Regions from separate parts of the Homo sapiens genome. Here region 2 is linked to region 1. Evidence: chromatin loops called from intact Hi-C (ENCODE). Cell type or tissue: CD4-positive, alpha-beta T cell. All regions are shown on one strand. Each heading gives the region's core, and the rest is flanking DNA. Links, peaks and the distances in the headings are about the cores only.

Region 1 (10,603 bases), core at 130-8,129:
AGTGCAGTGGTGTGATCTCAGCTCACCACAACCTCCACCTCCCGGGTTCAGGCGATCCTCCTGCCGCAGCCTCCCGAGTAGCTGGGACTACAGGCATGCACCACCACACCTGCCTAATTTTTGTATTTTTAGTAGAGATGAGGTTTTGCCACATTGGCCAGGCTAGTCTCGAACTCCTGACCCCAGGTGGTCTGCGCGCCTCAGCCTCCCAAAGTGCTGGGATTACAGGCGTGAGCCACCACGCCTGGCCCGACCCAATGTTTTCTATAGAGCTCTTTCCCAGGCCTCTCCCCTTTGCAAGCAGCGTAGCTGGAGGGTCTCATCAGCAAGCCCCGGAGGCGAGGGGGTCTGGGGCTACCAGCTGGACCACCTACAGCTGAGGGAGGGCCCCCTTGCCTCCTCCTGCATGCTGCGTTTGGGGAGAGCGGGAAGAATGCCTTCAAGGACTTCCCGACCACCAGGGACAAAGGGATGAGCCCTGGGAGCCGAAGCCCAGCAGATTCTATTGAACGTGTCCCCAGCCATTGCTTAAGAAGTGCAGGTCACGGAGACTTTGCTCCTCGTTTTCCAGAAGGGGGAAACTGAGGCCTAGAGAGTGAAGTGGCTGTTCCAGGCTGCACGGTGACAGGTAGAAGGATGGTTGGGATCAAGGAACGGCCATCCAGCAACCTCCCCTGTCCCCCTTTGCCACCCCAGACCCAGGCCTGCCCACCTCTCTCCTGGCCTCAGCGACTGGACATCCTTCTGGGTACAGCCCGGGCAATTCAGTTTCTACATCAGGACAGCCCCAGCCTCATCCATGGAGACATCAAGAGGTGAGGAGGGGCCCTTGAGAACTGCCGGGGCAGGGCCTGCAGCAAGGGGGGCCCCGCGTCCTATCAATGTGGGGATCAGGCATGGCCTGGGACCTCAACACCCCGGCATCGCACAGGTGTGGGAACGGGCCAAGGATGGGCCCTACTGATGAGCAGAGGCCCCCAGGCAGCTGGAGCGCTCAGGGCAGTGCCAGCGCTTTCTGTGGGCAAGGCACCGGGCTGGCAGCCTCGAGTCCAGCCTTATCTAAGCCGGGCAGGTGTAGGAGCTAGGACCGGGCTGACGCCACTGTCTTCTCTCCCCAAGTTCCAACGTCCTTCTGGATGAGAGGCTGACACCCAAGCTGGGAGACTTTGGCCTGGCCCGGTTCAGCCGCTTTGCCGGGTCCAGCCCCAGCCAGAGCAGCATGGTGGCCCGGACACAGACAGTGCGGGGCACCCTGGCCTACCTGCCCGAGGAGTACATCAAGACGGGAAGGCTGGCTGTGGACACGGACACCTTCAGCTTTGGGGTGGTGAGCCACTGACCCCTCTGCTGGCTCAGAGGAGGAGAAGCCACAGGCAGGCAGAGGTGGGGGCTGCAGAGTGCACTGCGGGCCAGGGGCCATCTGCCAAGACCCCAGGAGGCTGCAGCTCCAGGGTCCCCCTCCCTCCGAGGCCCTCCTCCTCACCCTGCACCTAACTGTGTGTTTGTAATTTGTCTTCAAGTGGGCTCTCCGAGTTGCCCGAGCTTCAGTCCCATAACATCTGGCTCTGCCTTTGTCCACACCCTTGTCAGGCCCAATCCATGTCCACACCAGAGGCCTCTTCCCTGCCAAGGCCACTGCCATGCTCTCCCTCTTCCCTCTCTCCAGGTAGTGCTAGAGACCTTGGCTGGTCAGAGGGCTGTGAAGACGCACGGTGCCAGGACCAAGTATCTGGTGAGCCCCTTGAGGCAGGGCCAGGAGGGACACACAGCTGCTGGCAGCCAGCAGGCACAGCCCCAGTGGCGGGGATAACTGGGGCGCAGTGCCCATGGATGCCTCTGCTGCCACAGTGGCCTCATTTTTGAAAGTAGGCAGGGCTCCAAACAACTTCGTTTACCTTGCCGAGGACAAACCTGTCTGTCCTGCAGACACTATGGGCCTTGTACAGACCCCACCTGGGCTGGGGGCAGGGGGAAGGGCGGTCCCAGGGCACTGAGACCCAAGCTGCAGTGGAACTCAGAGGACTCTGGCCGGAGAAAGGCGGTGGTAGAGAAGAAGCAGGCCCCGAGGAACCTCCTGGGCCCCAGCAGGCTGCAGCTGAGCTCTCCGCACCGTGCAGGGCAGCCTGAGCTGCCTCACGGTCTTACTCCACTCAGTCTGCCTCACCGTGGACTGTGGTGGGGCCAGGAGACTAGAGACCTGGGTTTTAGCCCCAGCCTGACAGTGGCCTTCCAGCAAATTCCTGCTCCCCTGTGGGCCTGTTTTCCCATATGCAAAACAGACTTCACAGAATGTGCTCAGCCAGTAATTGCTTCACTGCTTCTCCTCTTGTTTGGGGCGGTTCCTGTGTGCTGTGGGGTCTCCGTCAGGATTCAGCCCCGCTGAGAACCCAGGAGCCGGGCTTGAGCCCTCCTTCCTTTCCCTTCCCCGTCCGTCCATCCATGCATCCTGCTGAAGAAGCGCACCAGGCTCCTTGGGGGTCCTTGGACTTCCCCACTTGCTCCCCACCCTGCAGCCAAAGTGCTCTTTTCAAAGGCCCCTTTGCCTTTTCTCTGCTCTTGGGGTGAAGGCCCAGTCCCTTATGTGGTTGACCCCCCAACGCCCCAGGTCCCTGGGACTCGGGGCGCTCCCTGCTGCCTGCTTCACAGCCTTAGTATGTGCCGTTCGCTCTGCGAGAAAAGCCACCGCCCACCCAGGTGGTTCCTCCTGGTCTGTCTGATTTCAGAACTGGAGATGGCCTCCGGTCCTGTTTCCACCCTGGGGGCGCCTCTCTGCGGGGCGCCTCTCTCTCTGGGGTACCTCTTTGTCTGTGGGGCACCTCTCTGTGGGGCGCTTTCCTTCTCGGCTCTGCCCTCTCAGGCTACTTCCTGCCTTCAGACCCCAGCTCCATGGGGCTCTCCCCCACCAGGAAGTCAGCTCTGTCAAACCGGGTCCCAGGGTTCTGTTTGTTCCTGTATCCCTAGGGCCCAGAGCACCACTGGCCCACAGTAGGTGTTTAATAAATCTCTAGAAGCTACTCGGGAATCTGAGGCAGGAGGATCGCTTGAGCCTGGGAGTTGGAGACCAGCCTGGGCAACATAGCAAGATAGGCATGGTGGTACACACCTGTAATCCCAGCTGCTCGGGAGGCCGAGGTGGGAGGATCACGAGCCTGGGAGGTTGAGGCTGCACTGAGCCATGATTGCACCACTGCACTCCAGCCTGGGTGACAGAATGAGTCCCTGTCTCAGAAAAAAAGTAAGTTGTAGAAAGACCAAGAGCTGTGGCACAGTGTCTCACACCTGTAACACCAGCACTTTGGGAGGCTGAGGCGGGAGGATCACTTGAGCCTACTTGGAGACCAGCCAGGCCAACAAAGCGAGACCCCATCTCTTTTTTTTTTTTTTTTTTTTTTATCAAAACCCATACGATTGAGTGACAAGGACCTGAGGACTGCAGCTGCAGGTGTGGCCACCTGGTAGCCATACTGACAGTATTTATCCCACAGAAAGACCTGGTGGAAGAGGAGGCTGAGGAGGCTGGAGTGGCTTTGAGAAGCACCCAGAGCACACTGCAAGCAGGTCTGGCTGCAGATGCCTGGGCTGCTCCCATCGCCATGCAGATCTACAAGAAGCACCTGGACCCCAGGCCCGGGCCCTGCCCACCTGAGCTGGGCCTGGGCCTGGGCCAGCTGGCCTGCTGCTGCCTGCACCGCCGGGCCAAAAGGAGGCCTCCTATGACCCAGGTAGCCAGCTGCGCACTGGGACGGGGTGGCCAGATAGAAAGCCCGCATTCCAGGCCTTGCTCTGTAGTGACCCCATCTCAGCACCTGCTAGGTCTCTCTGGAGTCTCCACACATTTCTTGCTTGCCCTTTGGTTCTGTTTGGGGCAGCGCCCCTCTGAACTGAGGGGCCCCGGGCAGTCCTGCTTTGCGGAGCCCAGCTCCGACCCCCTTCACATAGAGAGAAGGAAAGAGCTGCTGCCGCGCCCCCTGCTGGGCGCACTGCACTACTGCATCTGCCTTTTTCTGTCCCCTCCCTAGTACCCCACCTCTTCTCCTCTGGTGACAGTTGAAAATGGAGAGGCCCCGTTTGAGGGCAGCGGGGCAGTGAGATTCATTTTGTAGAAAAGAACGAGGCCATTCTCAGTCCTTGCTTTTGGCAGCCGCGCTTCTCAGCACTCCCTGTGATGGGAACAGAGGGGCGAGGGGCAGAGCGTTCCCAGCTGCAGGGTATGTCATTTTAGAGCCCTGGGGCAGGTCACGGACGGCCTGGAGCAGCCCTGTGGTTTGCCCACGGGGTGACCGGCCAGGGCTGCCATCTCACCCTGAGAGTCCCTCTTTTCCACTTGCAGGTGTACGAGAGGCTAGAGAAGCTGCAGGCAGTGGTGGCGGGGGTGCCCGGGCATTCGGAGGCCGCCAGCTGCATCCCCCCTTCCCCGCAGGAGAACTCCTACGTGTCCAGCACTGGCAGAGCCCACAGTGGGGCTGCTCCATGGCAGCCCCTGGCAGCGCCATCAGGAGCCAGTGCCCAGGCAGCAGAGCAGCTGCAGAGAGGCCCCAACCAGCCCGTGGAGAGTGACGAGAGCCTAGGCGGCCTCTCTGCTGCCCTGCGCTCCTGGCACTTGACTCCAAGCTGCCCTCTGGACCCAGCACCCCTCAGGGAGGCCGGCTGTCCTCAGGGGGACACGGCAGGAGAATCGAGCTGGGGGAGTGGCCCAGGATCCCGGCCCACAGCCGTGGAAGGTAGCTGGGGAGACGGGTTCCCAGGAGAGGGACCAAGGCCTCTTTGGGCCAAAGCCCCTGTAAGTCCCCACCCCAGCCTTCTAGAAGAGAACCAGGGCCAAATGTTCAGCTCACTGTGACCTTAGCAACCCTGGTTTCCCCTCCCCAGGCCACATCCTTCCCAGGTGGAGCTTGCTCTCCAGCCCTCCCCCCACCCCATTCCTGAAGGCTGGGAACAAGGAGGGCTCTGTCTGGTAGCCTGAGAGCTGGGCCCTGCCCTTGGACTTCTCTGAGGAATTCAGGCCTGAGGCCAGGGAGGCAGGGTGCTAGGCTGCGGGCTGGGGAGCCACAGCATGAGGCTAAGGGAGTGCCATCTCCACCCCAGGACTGGCCCTTGGCAGCTCTGCATCATCGTCGTCAGAGCCACCGCAGATTATCATCAACCCTGCCCGACAGAAGATGGTCCAGAAGCTGGCCCTGTACGAGGATGGGGCCCTGGACAGCCTGCAGCTGCTGTCGTCCAGCTCCCTCCCAGGTGCTGCCGCCCAGGCTGGCCTCTGGGGTGCTCAGGCGCATCCGTGTCAGCCCCAAAGAGCAGAGTGTCTGTCCCGACTGCGCTGAGGGCGTGGGGCAGCCGGGCAGGCCACTGGCTCTGGCGACCTCTAGAAGCCCAGCCGGCCCCACATGCCTCCCTTAGCAAGACCCTGGCCCACTCCTTCCCTCGCCTCCTGACAGTAGCACCTCCTTTAGCCCGAGGGTGCCTGCCCCACTCTGTGCTTTCAGGAAATAGGAAGCCCCAGCAGGAATTTTCCATCCCAGGTACTATTTGAAGAACCACTGCTTAGGAACCCTCAGCTGGGCGAGGTGGCTCATGCCTATAATACCAGCACTTTTGGAGGCCAAGATGGGAGGATCACTTGAGCCCAGGAGGTGGAGGCTACAGTGAGCTGTGATCAAGCCACTGCACTCCAGCCTGGGAGACAGTTAGACCCTGTCTCAAAAACAAATGAACAAACAAACAAAAACCCTCAATTCCCACGAACGCCCCAGGAGATAAGGGAGCATGGCCCAGGCCTTGAGCCAGGGCTTCTGGCAGTAGGGGAGCCTCCCCCATTTGCTAAGCGGACTTTCCTCTTCCTTCTGTAGGCTTGGGCCTGGAACAGGACAGGCAGGGGCCCGAAGAAAGTGATGAATTTCAGAGCTGATGTGTTCACCTGGGCAGATCCCCCAAATCCGGAAGTCAAAGTTCTCATGGTCAGAAGTTCTCATGGTGCACGAGTCCTCAGCACTCTGCCGGCAGTGGGGGTGGGGGCCCATGCCCGCGGGGGAGAGAAGGAGGTGGCCCTGCTGTTCTAGGCTCTGTGGGCATAGGCAGGCAGAGTGGAACCCTGCCTCCATGCCAGCATCTGGGGGCAAGGAAGGCTGGCATCATCCAGTGAGGAGGCTGGCGCATGTTGGGAGGCTGCTGGCTGCACAGACCCGTGAGGGGAGGAGAGGGGCTGCTGTGCAGGGGTGTGGAGTAGGGAGCTGGCTCCCCTGAGAGCCATGCAGGGCGTCTGCAGCCCAGGCCTCTGGCAGCAGCTCTTTGCCCATCTCTTTGGACAGTGGCCACCCTGCACAATGGGGCCGACGAGGCCTAGGGCCCTCCTACCTGCTTACAATTTGGAAAAGTGTGGCCGGGTGCGGTGGCTCACGCCTGTAATCCCAGCACTTTGGGAGGCCAAGGCAGGAGGATCGCTGGAGCCCAGTAGGTCAAGACCAGCCAGGGCAACATGATGAGACCCTGTCTCTGCCAAAAAATTTTTTAAACTATTAGCCTGGCGTGGTAGCGCACGCCTGTGGTCCCAGCTGCTGGGGAGGCTGAAGTAGGAGGATCATTTATGCTTGGGAGGTCGAGGCTGCAGTGAGTCATGATTGTATGACTGCACTCCAGCCTGGGTGACAGAGCAAGACCCTGTTTCAAAAAGAAAAACCCTGGGAAAAGTGAAGTATGGCTGTAAGTCTCATGGTTCAGTCCTAGCAAGAAGCGAGAATTCTGAGATCCTCCAGAAAGTCGAGCAGCACCCACCTCCAACCTCGGGCCAGTGTCTTCAGGCTTTACTGGGGACCTGCGAGCTGGCCTAATGTGGTGGCCTGCAAGCCAGGCCATCCCTGGGCGCCACAGACGAGCTCCGAGCCAGGTCAGGCTTCGGAGGCCACAAGCTCAGCCTCAGGCCCAGGCACTGATTGTGGCAGAGGGGCCACTACCCAAGGTCTAGCTAGGCCCAAGACCTAGTTACCCAGACAGTGAGAAGCCCCTGGAAGGCAGAAAAGTTGGGAGCATGGCAGACAGGGAAGGGAAACATTTTCAGGGAAAAGACATGTATCACATGTCTTCAGAAGCAAGTCAGGTTTCATGTAACCGAGTGTCCTCTTGCGTGTCCAAAAGTAGCCCAGGGCTGTAGCACAGGCTTCACAGTGATTTTGTGTTCAGCCGTGAGTCACACTACATGCCCCCGTGAAGCTGGGCATTGGTGACGTCCAGGTTGTCCTTGAGTAATAAAAACGTATGTTGCAATCTCGGGCTCTACTTGTGGACTTTGTTGCACCGAAAGCCTTGAGCTTTCCTGATGCCTTACACTTCAGGGTTCTTGAGCGTCCAGGGTCTTGTTACTACTCTGGGCTGGCCACACCCAGCACTTCCCGTGTCAGGTTTTTCCTGATGTAGTCCATGTTTTTTATGCTATTCTAAATGGTATCTTTGATTTTCTAGTTCATCATGATATTATACAGAAATGCAATTGATGCTGGGCACGGTGGCTCACGCCTGTGATTCCAGCGCTTTGGGAAGCTAAGGCGGGCAGATCACTTGAGGCCAGGAGTTTGAGACCAGCCTGGGCAACATGGCGAAACCCCGTCTCTACAAAAAGTACAAAAATTAGCCAGGCATGGTGGTGCATGCCTGTAGTTTGAGCTACTCAGGAGGCTGACCCAGGAGGATAGTTTGAGCCCAGGACGTTGAGGCTGCAGTGAGCCATGATTCCACCACTGCACTCCAGCCCGGGCAACAGAGGGAGACCTTGCCTCAAAAAAAAAAAAAAAAAAAAAAAAAGCGGTTGAGTTTTGCATATGAACCGTATATTCTGTGACCTTGTTTAAATTCTTTTTTTTTTTTCTTTTTTTGAGATGGAGTTTTGCTCTTGTTGCCCAGGCTGCAGTGCAATGGCGCTATCTCAGCTCACTGCAACCTCTGCCTCCTAGGTTCAAGTGATTCTCCTGCCTCAGCCTCCCGAGTAGCTGGGATTACAGGTGCCCACCACCACACCCGGCTAATTTTTTTGTATTTTTAATAGAGACAGGGTTTCCACATGTTGACCAGGCTGGTCTCGAACTCCTGACCTCCAGTGATCCGCCCGCCTCGGCCTCCCAAAGTGCTAGATTACAGGTGTGAGCCACTGCACCTGTCCCTGGCTGTCTGTATATTTACTTTTTTTTTTGAGATGGAGTTTCGCTCTTGTCACCCAGGCTGCAGTGCAATGGTGCGATCTCGGCTCATTGTAACCTCTGCCTCCCAGGTTCAGGTGATTCTCCTGCCTCAGTCTCCCGAGTAGCTGGGATTACAGGCGTCCGCTACCACGCCCGACTGATTTTTCTATTTTTAGTAGAGACGGGGTTTCAACATGTTGGCCAGTCTGATCTCGAACTCCTGACCTCAGGTGATTCACCCACCTCAGCCTCCCAAAGTGCTGGGATTACAGGTATGAGGCACTGTGCCCGGCTTTTTTTTTTTTTTTTTTTTTCTTCAGACAAGAGTCTTACTCTGTCACCCAGGCTGAAGTGCAGTGGTGCAATCTTGGCTCACTGCAACCTCCGCCTCCCAGGTTCAAGCGATTCTTCTGCCTCAGCCTCCATAGTAGCTGGGACTACAGGTGTGTGCCACCACGCCCAGCTAATTTTTATATTTTTATTTAGTAGAGACAAGGTTTCACCATGTTGGCCAAGCTGGTCTCGAACTCCTGACCTCAAGTGATCTGCCCGCCTCAGCCTCCCAAAGTGCTGGGATTACAGGTGTGAGCCGTGGCACCCAGCCCAGCCTTATTCTTTTAAACAATCTGACAATCTCTGCCTTTAGTTGGTCTGTTTAATCCATTTCCATTTAATGGTTGGAGTTAAGTCTATCATCTTGTTATTTGTTTTCTATTACCCCATCTGTTTTGACTTTTGGATTAATTACATATTTCTGGGATTCTGTTTTTTCTCTGCTATTGGCTTGGTCGCTCTAGTAATTCAGTGAGACTGCTGGTTCCGCTCAGGCCCCTTTGCTGAACCATGGTGTGAAAGTGCCTCCAGGCAGAAACTCAGGGTACTTGTAAGGCTCACCTTCTTTGTTTTCTCTCTGGTCACAGCCCTGCACAGCCTATTGTCCGATATCTAAAAATAGTTGCCCAGTGTTTTAGGTGTTTACAACTGGCATCAGTTATTCCACTGTGGCCAGAATTGCAAGTTTCTCCTCTTTTCTGAGGACTTCTTCACTCATAATGTCACCCGACATGATCAATTTCTTCCTTGCTTCTGGATCTATTTCTTTTCTTTTTTTTTTTTTTTTTGAGACAGAGTCACTCTGTCACCCAGGCTGGAGTGCAGCAGCATGATCTCAGCTCCCTGCAACCTCTGCCTCCCGGGTTCAAGCAATTCTCCTGCCTCAGCCTCCTGAGTAGCTGGAACTACAGGCATGTGTCACCAAGCCCAGCTAATGTTTGTATTTTTAGTAGAGACGGGGTTTCCCCATGTTGGCCAGGCTGGTCTCGAACTCCTGACCTCAGGTGATCCGCTCACCTCGGCCTCCCAAAATGCTGGGATTACAGGCGTGAGCCACTGCGCCCGGCCTCTGGATCTATTTTCATCAAACATGTCCTGGTAGCTTCCGTTCTTGAAGAATAAAAATAAAAACTCATTTGACCCAACACCCCCTCCAACCACAACCCTAATTCTCTGTTCCTCTTTGTAGCTAAACTTTTCAGAATCCTTGTCTGTTTTCTCACTTGCCCATTCCCTGTGCAGTCCCTCTTCCTCTGCTTCTACCCCTGCCACTCCATCCAATCAGCGTTCATCCAGAACACCAGGGATCTCCGTGTTGTCAAATCCATCCAGTCCTCTTGGACTTTCTCTCGCCGGTGCCTACTCCCCCACCAACCGCTTGTCTCTTGTGACCTCTGTGACGCTGAAGTCTGTGTTCTTTCTCAGCGTGCGTGGGCTCTCTCTACCCAGCCTCTACAAGGTGTGAGTCCCTCCAGACACGCCTCTGCGCCTTCTTAGCTGCCTGCACTCATTCCCGACGGTGATCTTCCTCATTCTCACGGCTCTATCATGTCCATTCCCAAACGGCAGCGCCTCCGTCATGCTCTCTCTCCTGAGGTTTTGGCCTTCTGATTTTTCTCACAGGCACCGTAAACTTAGATGGCCAAGCAGACTTGGGATTCCCTTTCACCATGAGCTTCCCACCTCAGCGTGTGGGACTAGTTCCAGCGCCCACCCAGCTGCCCACACCAGAGCCTCAGGAGTTAGGCTTTTCTGAAAGACTTTGTTAGGGAGGTATAAGTTAAAGGTAGAAAAGTACACAAACCGTACTCGTACAGCCCAATGACTGTTTTATATGTACACGGCCATGTGGCAGCCACCACATAGACCCACATATGAATCTGCTCCAGTTATCTCTTGCTAGGTACCAAGCCACCCCAAGATGTACGGGCTGAAAATAATGGCAATGTTTGTTTTGCTCGCGAGCCTGTGCTCTGTGAGGTCTCAGTTGGCAGAGCTCACCCGCTGCAGTCGGTTAGCCGGGGCAGCCCGATGGCCACGAGCTGGAACCACCCAGCGGCTCCTTCGTGTCCAGCGGAGGACGCTGCCGGGGTGAGGACACCTCC
Region 2 (10,603 bases), core at 1,039-9,038, 51 kb before region 1:
TCACTGCAGTCTCTGCCTCCTGGATTCAAGCGATTCTCCTGCCTCAGCCTCCCGAGTAGCTGGGACTACAGGCATGTGCCAGCACGCCCAGCTTGTTTTTTGTATTTTTAGTAGAGACGGGGTTTCACCATGTTGGCCAGGCTGGTCTCCAACTCCTGACCTCAGGTGATCTGCCCGGCTCAGCCTCCCAAAGTGCTGGGATTACAGGCGTGAGCCACCCCGCCCGGCCAAGTTTGCCATCTTTTATGGGTGCAGTTTGTGGTGCCGCAAAATGATGATAGTAGTAACATCAGAGAGCATTGATCACAGATCACCATAACAAATATAATAATGAGAAATTTGAAACATTGTGAAAATTACCAAAATGTGACAGAGACATGAAGTAAGCACATGCTATTGGAAAAATGGCACTGGTAAACTTGCTTGATGCAGGGTTGCCACACACCTTCAATTTGTTAAAAACTCAGTATCTGCGAAGTACAGTAAAGCAAAGCACAATCAAATGAGGTGCGCCTGCATATTACAACCAAGAGGCTTTTCGCAGAAACACGAGTGTGCTTCAACATTCAAAAATCAGTTGGTGTAATTCACCACATTAAGATAATAAAGGAGGCCGGGTGCGGTGGCTCACACCTGTAATCCCAGCACTTTCAGAAGCCGAGGTGGACAGATCACTTGAGGCCAGGAGTTTGAGAGCAGCCTGGCCAACATAGTGAAATCCTGTCTCTACTAAAAATAGAAAAATTAGCCGGGCAGGGTGGCACGCACCTTTAGTCCCAGCTATTCGGGAGGCTGAGGCAGGTGAATCCTTGAAACCAAGAGGCGGAGGTTGCAGTAAGCTGAGATCACGCCAATGCATTCTAGCCTGGGCAACAGTGAGACCCAGTATCAAAAAAAAAAAAAAAAAAAAAAAAAGATAATAAAGGAGAAAAACCATATAGTCTATTCAATAAATACAGAAAACGCATCTGACAAAATTCAGTGCCCTTTCATGATAAAAATTCAGCAGATTAGAAATAGAGGAAGTGCATGTATGAAAGAGCTACAGATAGATTGTACTTAATTGTGAAATATTGAACATGTTACCCCGAAAATCAGGAAAAAGGCAAAGATGTCCACTCTAACCACTTCTATTCAACATTATACTAGAGGTCATAGCCAGTATAATGAGGCAAGAAAAAACATAAGAGGCATTAATATTTAAAGGAAGTAAAACTGTTTCTATTTGTAGGTAATGTCGAAAATGTGAAAGAAACTATCAGAACCTGCTAGAACTAAAAAGTGAATTCAGCAAGGTCTCAGGGTACGAGATCATTCAAAAACTAATCAGAAATGAAATTTCAAATGCAATATCGTTAGGAATAATTTAATAAGAAATGTACAAGATTTACACGCTGAAACTGAAAATGTTGCTGAAAGAAATTAAAGACCTAAATAAATGGAATGTTGTACCATGTTCATCAGCTGAAAGACTAAGTGTCTTTACAGTGTCAGTTCTCCCTTCATTGAACTGTAGATTCATAACCCCAGTCATAACTGCAGGGTTTTTTTTGTAGAAATTGATTGTAAAATGTATATGGAAGCTGGGCACGGTGGCTTATGCCTGTAAACCAGCACTTTGGGAGGCTGAGGCAGACAGATGACTTGAGGTCAGGAATTTGAGACCAGCCTGGCTAACATGACGAAACCCCGTCTCTACAAAAAATACAAAAATTAGCCAGACATGGTGGCACACACCTGTAATCCCAGCTACTTGGGAGGCTGAGGCATGAGAATCACTTGAACCCGGAGGTGGAGGTTGCAGTGAGCCAAGATCATGCCACTGCACGCCCGCCTGGGCAACAGAGTGAGACTTTGCCTCAAATAAATAAATAAATAAAACGTATATGGAAATGCAAAGGACCTAGAACATCCAAAGTAAACTTGAAAGAGAACAAAATTAAGGGGCTTATGTGATGTGACTTTATAGTCATTTGATTTTTAACAGAGGCACCAGAACAGTCCGGTGCGGGAAAGGAAAGTCTTTTAGCACGTGCCGGATGATGGCAAATGACATCCATACCAGACAAAAATGAACCTTGACCTTACCCTAAATATTAGTTTCTTAGAGTTGCCACAAACTAGGTGGCTTAAAACCACAGAAATTTGGCTGGGTGCGGTGGCTGACGCCTGTAATCCCGGCCTTTGGGAGGCCGAGTCGGGCAGATCACCTGAGGTCAGGAGTGCAAGACTAGCCTGGCCAACGTGGTGAAACTTTGTCTCTACTAAAAATACAAAAAACTTAGTCAGGTGTAGTGGTGCACACATATAATCCCAGCTAGCCAGGAGGCTGAGGCAGGAGAATTGCATGAACCTGGGAGGTTGCACTGAGCCAAGATTGCACCACTGCACTCCAGCCTGGGTGACAGAGTGAGACTCCGTCTCAAAACAAAACCACAGAAATTTGCTGTCTCATAATTCCAGAGTCTAGAAGTCCAAAATCAACTGTCATCAGGGCCATGGTCTCTGTGAAACCTGTAGGGGAGTCCTTCCTTGCCTCTTCCTAGCTTCCAGTGGTTGGCAACCTTTGGCATTCTTTGATTTGCAGCTGCATTACTTCAATATCTGTCTTCCTCATCACACAGCATTCTCCATGTATGTCTCTGTCTTTACATGGCCTCCTTCTTGTAAGAACAACAGTAATATTGGATTGGGGCCTGCCCTACTCCAGTGTGACCTCACCTTAACTAATTACACCTGCAACAACGCTGTTTCCAACTAAGGTCTCAGTGTGAGGTACTGAGGGTTAGGACTTCAACATATCTTTTTTGGGGGACATAGTCCAACCCATGACACTACTTCACACCATACATAAAAATTAATTCATGAGAGATTATAGACCTAAATGTTTTAAAAGCTAAAAATATAAAGCTTCTGCAAGAAAACATAGGAGAATATCTGTGCAGTCCAAAGAATAAGGTTTTTTTTAAACACAATTTCACTCTGTTGCCCAGGCTGGAGTGCAGTGGTGCGATCTCAGCTCACTGCAACCTCTGCCTCCCGAGTTCAAGCGATTCCCATGCCTCAGCCTTCCAAGTAGCTGGGATTACAGGTGTGCGCCACCATGCCTGGCTAATTTTTGTATTTTTAGTAGAGGCAGGGTTTTGCCATGTTGGCCAGGCTGGTCTCAAACTCCTGACCTCAAGTGATCTGCCTGCCTCGGCCTCCCAAAGTGCTGGGATTACAGGTATGAGCCACCGTGCCAGGCCAAAAAAAGATTTATTAGGATACATGAAGCAATAGCTATTAAAAGAAAAAATAAATTGGACTTCATTAAAATTTAAAACTTTTGGTCCTCAAAAGATACCATTAAGAAAATGAAAAGACAGAGCTGGGCGTGGTGAGGCTTGCCTGTAGTCACTACTGGGTACTTGAGAGGCTGAGGCAGGAGGATCACTTGAGCCCAGGAGTTCTAGGCCAACATAGGCAATATAGTGAGACAGTGTCTCTTAAAAAAAAAAAGAAAAAGAAAAAACAAAAGAAAATAGGCTGAGAGCTGTGGCTCATGCTTGTAATCCCAGCACTTTGGGAGTACAAGGCAGATGGATTGCTTGAGCTCAGGAGTTCAAGACCAGCCTGGGCAACAGTGAAATCCCATCTCTACAAAAGATACAAAAAATTAGCCAACCATGGTGGCGTGCACCCGTAGTCCATAGTCCCAGCTACTCGGGAAGCAGAGGCAGGAGGATTGCTTGATCCCAAGGAGGTCAAGGCTGCAGTGAGCTGAGGTCGCGCCACCGCACCCCAGCCTGGGTGACTGAGTGAGACCCTGTCTCAAAGAAAATGAAAAGACAAGTCCACCAAGAAAACAGTTGAGACCAGTCATAGAAAAAATAGAAAGTCATATCTGACAAAGGATTTGTATTCAGAAGAATTCCTATAACTCGGTAATAAAAAGACAACCTGATTTTTAAAGGGTGAAAATATTTTAATGGATACTTTTTTTTTTTTTTTTGAGACAGAGTCTCACTGTGTCACCTAGGCTGGAGTGCAGTGGTGCCATCATACATAGCTCACTGCAGACTCGAACTCCTGGGCTCAAGTGGTCTTCCTGCCTCAGCCTCCTGCGTAGCTAGGACTACAAGCACGTGCCACTATGCCTGGCTAATTTTTAAATTTTTTGTAGACATGGGCTGGTGTGTGTCTGTGTTGTCTAGGCTGGTCTTGAACTCCTGGGCTCAAGTGATCCTCCCACCTCTGCCCCCCAAAGTGCTGGGCCACCACGCCTGGTGTGGTGTCACCAGAGATGAGCCACCATGCCCTGCCTGATACTTTTCTTTTATCATCTGTTTATTTCTTGTTTATGGGTGTTTCTGTTCTGATTTTATGACTATTCTGTATTCTAAGATTTCTCTGAGAATATTATTTGTTTCCTCTAAGGACAGACTTGGTCTCTCTTCCATGGGGCTGGTTCTTGAGCCGCCAGGGATGGGGGGAGGACCTGGGTAGCTGCTGCGCTGCCCCTTCTCTGCTGTGGTGGAGTGGCCCGTTGCCTGCGGGGTCTGTCTCTGAAGGGTGGTTTGGAGAAGTTCTGTGGAGGCGAGGCAGGGGTCAGCTCTTGCCCCATGGACCCTCAGAGACTGGGAAAAGGTAGGCATCACCTGGGCTGCTGCCAGCCACATCAAGAGCCTTTGGGGTGGGTGGGGTGGGGGCCGGGGAAGGGAAGGTTCTAGCTGTTGATTTAGAAAAGACCCATTGATTTCTTGCCTGAGGGAAGAAGTGGCACCTTGCCACTCCAAGTTTGCTCTGCTCACCAGCCCCAACAGCATCAGCCTCACCTGGGAGCTTATTGAAGGTGCCCTGCCCCAAAGCTTGTGGGTCGGGATCTGGCAGTCAGCAGCCCCCAGGTGTTGCACACATGACAGCACTGCTTGCCCCTCCTCTCGTCTGGTCTGGTCTGGTCTGGTCTGGTCTGGTCTGAGAGCTTCTTTGGGGCTCTGACAGGTATACAGGCTCTCATCTGCTCTACAGCTCTCTTGTAGTACATTCCTCTCTGTTCCATTAGTCAACATGTTCTTGCCTACTTCCAGCATCTAGAAATTTGCTGAGTGTATCTTATCCGTTCAGAGGTCCTCTCCTGCTATTGCCTCTGTTAGAAATTTCTTCCCTTTCATATGTCTGTACTTCGGTTTCTTTGAGGTTTGAAGGGTCAAGTGGCAATTACATGTAGGCAGTTGGCCATCCTCTGGTGAAGGCTTTAAAGCCCAGGAATAACAAGATCCATTATGTCTAAAACTAGCAAAAACCCTACCTGTCACATGGTGAACTGAATTAGAGGTGATGGGGACAGAAGCCAGATTGGAGTGAGTGGAAGGTGAGGGAGTGGAGATTGGGTATAGACAACTCTCTTTAAGAAGTTTTGTTGTGATGGTGACCAGAAAAATAGGAGTGGGGTAGAGGGGGATGAGGGTGTTTTTCACGTGGGTGAATATGAGAGCATGTTTACATCCTTCTGGGAATGGCCCAGGAGAGAGGGGAGCGTGAGAAGGAGGAAATGGGGACCTGGAGGAGCAGACTCCTTGTGTGGAGGGGGGAAGCGGCATCTAGAGCTGTTGCAGGAGGTGGGCTTTGAGTAAATGCTTCCTCTTTGGTAAAGACGGGGAACGGGAACGGTAGAAGTTGCACGGACCCTTTGTTAAAGCTCAGAAGCTGAGCGAGAATTAGAGCTTAAGTTTATGGAGTAGTCAGAATAAAGTACCCCTAACTGTATTCTTGCACAGTGCAGGAAGCCAGGGGTCTGAAATCAAGATGTTGCAGGGCTCCATTCCCCCCAGAGCCTCTAGCATGGATCCTTCCTTGCCTCTTCCAGCTTTTGGTGGCTGCCTGGCAGTCCTAGACTTTCCTTGGCTTGCAGTTGCATTGCTCCATTCTCTGCTTGTGTCTTCACATGGCCTTCTCTGTGTCCCCGTATTCTTCTCTGGATGCTTGTCACTGTATTAGGCCCACCCTAAATCCAGGATGATCTCATATCAAGATCCTTCACTTAATTACAGAAGCAAAGACCTTCCAAATAAGGTCAGAGCCACAGGGTCTGGGGGTTAAGACATACACCTAACTATTCGGGGCTACCATCGAACCCCTGTAGAAGCCTGTCCATTTCCAGGATAGCAGAGCCCAAGGAAGGGCCAGAAGTCCCCCCAAAACAGTTGTTTGCATTCACCAGATTCTAAGCTATAAGCAGATGGGCAGTGGCAGTCGGTCCTAATCCATATACCATTGGCAACAATAGTTTAGTTCACTGTAGACATAATGAGATGCTTATCTTCTGCTAAGTAGTCCTCATGGTAACAGCCATATTACTCCTGGCTTTGAGTGACAGCGCTGTGCTCTTGTCTGGTGCCCATATACTTCAGCAGCTGGAAACAAGACAGTGCTCATGATTCACCGGAAAGTTTCTGTAGTTAAAATCAAGTGATCCCTTGAGTCTATTCTAATATTTGTCTGTACCATGTTCTGTGACGAGACATGGAAACAAAACATTAAGAAGTGAAAGTATCTTTGATTATGCTCTTGAAGACAACTTTTTGTTTGTTTGTTTTGTTTGAGACGGAGTTTCACTCTTGTTGCCCAGGCTGGAGTGCAATGGTGTGATCTCGGCTCACTGCAACCTCCGCATTCCCGGGTTCAAGCGATTCTCCTGCCTCAGCCTCCCAAGTAGCCAGGATTACAGGCATGCACCACCACGCCTGGCTAATTTTTTTTATTTTAGTAGAGACGGGGTTTCACCATGCTAGTCAGACTGGTCTCAAACTCCTGACCTCAGGTGATCCGCCTGCCTCTGCCTCCCAAAGTGCCGGGATTACAGGTGTGAGCCACCGTGCCTGGCCGAAGACAACTTTTTAAAGATGCATATGCTCTGGGCTGGGTGTGGTGGCTCACACCTGTAATCCCAGCACTTTGGGAGGCCAAGGCGGGCAGATCACCTGAGGTCAGGGGTTCAAGACCAGCCTGGCCAACATGGTGAAACACCGTCTCTACTAAAAGTATAAAAATTAGCCGGGTGTGGTGGCGGGTGCCTGTAATCACAGCTACTCAGGAGGCTGAGGCAGGAGAATCGCTTGAACCCCAGAGGCGGAGGTTGCAGTGAATTGAGACTGTGCCACTGCACTCCAGCCTGGGCGACAGAGTGAGACTTGGTCTCAATAAATAAAATAAAATAAAGATGCATATATGCTCTGAAGGCTGGCTACATTTTATTTTTTCTCAAACAACTTTTACAGTGGATAGTGCTGTAAAAGTTGTTTAGCTCTGGTCATTTTATCTTTTTTGTGATCTGCAAAAGGAGATCCTTTTCCTTTTCACTGCCTCTAATACCCAACTCCAATACTCCTTTGACCTCACAGGCACTTAGAATCCATCAGTGGCTCCATCTTTTCTCAGACTTCACCTCCTTCGTATCCTTATTCCTCTCCTTTGTAGCTTCAGTGCCAGTCAGACGTCGTTACTCCCTGGCACACTACCTCAGCCCTTCGGCACTTTCTTGCTTTGTTATATTCAGTCGACAAAGCCCCAGCCTCATGAAATTCAGTCATGTCTGCCCCATGCCTGCTCCGTCCTGAAGCTGAATGTGACTCCTTCATTGATTCCCCCTTTAAGTTCATGTCTACCCCAGGTAAACTTCTTGCCGCCAAGCCCACCTGCATACTGCAGTTCCCCGGTCTCTCCTAGCCCCTCCCACCCTCCTCATCAGCTGTCACACCTCCTTGCAGCTGATATCTTAGTTCCCAGAGAGCACAGAAGCAAGCTCAAGAGAGTGTCTACAGGCCAGCGTCTACTCCTTCGCTCTGCCTCCCTCATGCTGTCACGGAGCGCCTGTCCCAGGCCCTCACTCCTGTTCTAAGGCATCTCTCCAGTCCTCTACTGCACTCTCCCCCATCAGAGATTCCTCCCTCGCCTGCCCTAGAAACTTGTTGCTACTTCTCCCACCTTGACAAAAGCTGCTCCCAACCCCCCACCTGTCTAGCATCTCTGTTTTCCTTTACCAGCAAGACTCCAGTCCCTGTCTCCACACCCTCTTCAACCTTCTCCAGTTGTTCCTTTGCTGCCACAGCTCTGCCAAGCTGCTCCATGAGGTCTCCAGTGATGACCTTCATGTTGTTAAATCTGGGAGCTGCTTGTCACTTCTTTTCCCAGAGCTGTCGTCGTCAGTTAACCCCAATACCCATACGAGACAATCCTTTCCCTCCCTTGAGTCTCTGCACTGATGTGCACCTTCTCAGTGCAAACCACAGCTTTTGTCTCTTTCTAGCTGAATACATGACTGACTGTGCTTATCTTAGCTGTCACCCCTGCTGGAGCAGAAGCTCCACAGGACAGGATTGTCTCCTTGATTCACAGATGTAGCTCAAGCTCCTAGAACAGTGCCTGGTGTCTGTGGGTCCTCAGGAAGTCCTAGGTGAGTGTGTGAATGTCTGTCCTCCTCGGTCTTTTCTGTTTCGCATGTGATGTTGGAAGGCCTCAGGTTCAGGCTTTTCTTCTCCACCCTCACTCCCGAAGTGATTCCGTCCAGCCTCATGGCTCCCAAATTTATGTCTCCAGGCTGACTGGGTCACGGGAACTCCTTATCCTCCCTAGACCTTCTCTTTCCCTGGTCTTCTCCTTTCCAGTAAACAGCAACTCCAACTCCTGCTCCTCAGGCCAGAAACCTGGCGCTGGTTACCTCATTTGTTCACAAATACTGTTACTCCACCTGCAAGATGGATACAAAATCTCATGAGTTCCCCTGCCTCCATGGCCCCCACCCTGGTCCAGGTGTCCAGCTTCCCTGCCTCTGCCCTTGCCCCCTGGTTCTTTGTTTAGTCCTGCAATATTGTGCTCTTCTGTTCAGAACCCTCCAGTGGGTCCCTGCTTGCTCAGAGTCACAGCCCAACAGGATCACCTCTCTTGCCACTCTCCCACCACTCATGCACTGCGGCCTCACTGGCCTCCTGGCTCCTCCCTGGACCCTCCAAGTATGCCCCTGCCTCAAGGCCTTGACCTCTCCTCTGCCCTCTGTCCCAGGTATCACACATGTCTGCTCAAGTGTCACCTTCCCAATGTGGCCTTCCCCGAGCACACCCATGTCTGTAAGTCAGGCAGCCTGCCTCTGCCCCACCAGTTCCCCCTGCCTAGCATAGGACTTGTCACCATCTGCCACAAGCTGTGTTACTGCTTGGTTTTGTTTGTGCTCTCCCACTCCCTTCCCCTCCCTCCCTCTCCCCACCCCTATAGAATCTGAGTCCCATGAGGACAGAGATTTTTTTTTTTGCCTCTTCCTCAATATATCCCCAGTGCCTAGAATCATGCATATTTTAATTTATTGAGTGAATTAACAAATAAATTCTGCAGTGGGACATTGCTCTAAGGTTTTGTCTTATAAGAGGGACAGAAGAACATGCAGCCTGCTCTGCTGTTGGCTCCTTAGCTTCTCCATGGCTAACAGGAACAATATTGTTTATGAGATAATCAAAGCCATAGTCATGAGTTAGAAGGTACATATAAAGGCAAATATGTGGAGATTGAGTTACTTTGGCGGGGGCGGAGGGGTGTGTAGTTATCTGAAAACATGGAACAAATCAATGAGAGTCTAAATAGCACCCACATATTTGCCCCTCTTTTAAAACATACCTCCTTTATGAGTGTAGAATTTAACAGCACAGTTTCCCAGTGCAGCTTTGCGAAACAAGAGAAATGAATTTTAAAGGCTGTCAGGTGCCTTTGCAATCTGTGGCTTAGTATTTGTGTAACAACATTTGTGTTTTGCCAACAGATGTACTGCTTAAAGTACCCATGAGAATGGCCTCTGTGGTTTTCTACTTTCTCGGATGGAACCTTAGGAACTGATTATTGAGAAGAGGCTGATACTGCCCACCTCAGCTCCCAGGCAGGCTTCAGGGCCTTGGTTACTACTCCTTTGGGCCCTCACTGACCCTTGCAGACGTCTTTTGCAACCTCTGTAGCCAGAAGAGACAACTGCTTTCTGGCATGTTGCTCTTTCCCTAATGGCTTTATGAGCTTCTTGAACACCAAAGCATGTGTGACTTCCTCACGCCTTCCCCTGTATAGTATAGCACCCCTAACTGTATGTGTAAGGAGAAGGAGTGAGCAATTGATGGCGTCCCCCTGGATCTCCAAGGGAATGGGAAGGGGCAGGGTTTCTGGATTCAGTCATGTGGAATCTGGTCGTTGGTGTCTAAATGTGCCTGTTACTTGTGCCCAATGTCCAGGTTCACCAGGAGGCTTAGCCTGCTCATTTCCCTGCTAGTAGCTATATTTTGGGAGAGCATTTTTTATGCTCTAATTGAACTTTGTGGGTCTCAGCAATTTGAACAATGTTTTGTTTTTCTTCTGGTCAGGTTACAAAGGAAAGAAAAGGAATCTGGTGTTGTAGGAGGTGGTGTGTTGTGTAATTACTTGTTTTTTTTTTTTAAGTTTTTTTATATTTTTGCAACAAGGCAAGTTTTCTTTGAATAAATAATGCTGGGAGCTTATCACATAGAAGGCATATGTGTTGTACTCAGTACATTCTGAATTATCTGGGTTTATTTTTATCTCTTGAATTCACTTATAAACAATTCAAAGGCTG

Evidence for each region. A loop is a pair of places that touch in the nucleus more often than their neighbours do. Peaks named below come from ENCODE experiments on the same cell type or tissue, not always from the same donor. Only the 100,000 strongest peaks of a DNase experiment are listed, where the experiment ranks them.
Region 2: a loop joins it to region 1, with 2.3 times the contacts of the local background. A loop is called at or near these places in 45 of 110 quality-filtered maps.

What each region holds. Positions count from the first base shown.
Region 1 is chrX:154,007,161-154,017,763 of GRCh38, reverse strand. It overlaps IRAK1 (interleukin 1 receptor associated kinase 1), which reads left to right. Exons shown (of 14, transcript NM_001569.4): 8 at 697-815; 9 at 1,120-1,327; 10 at 1,667-1,732; 11 at 3,486-3,722; 12 at 4,331-4,721; 13 at 5,086-5,235; 14 at 5,847-7,257. The coding sequence ends at 5,905. Among named protein-coding and RNA genes, the nearest start is that of IRAK1, 7.4 kb to the left of the region's middle. RefSeq lists enhancers at 3,837-4,820, 4,821-5,805. In CD4-positive, alpha-beta T cell, for the core only: CTCF peaks have their summits at 3,794 and 3,997 (motif pointing left); DNase peaks (open chromatin) are centred at 3,973 and 7,203.
Region 2 is chrX:154,059,181-154,069,783 of GRCh38, reverse strand. The region is part of intron 1 of MECP2 (methyl-CpG binding protein 2); the gene reads left to right. Among named protein-coding and RNA genes, the nearest start is that of MECP2, 33 kb to the left of the region's middle. In CD4-positive, alpha-beta T cell, for the core only: no CTCF peak of the experiment used is centred there; no DNase peak of the experiment used is centred there; H3K27ac peaks cover 300 bases.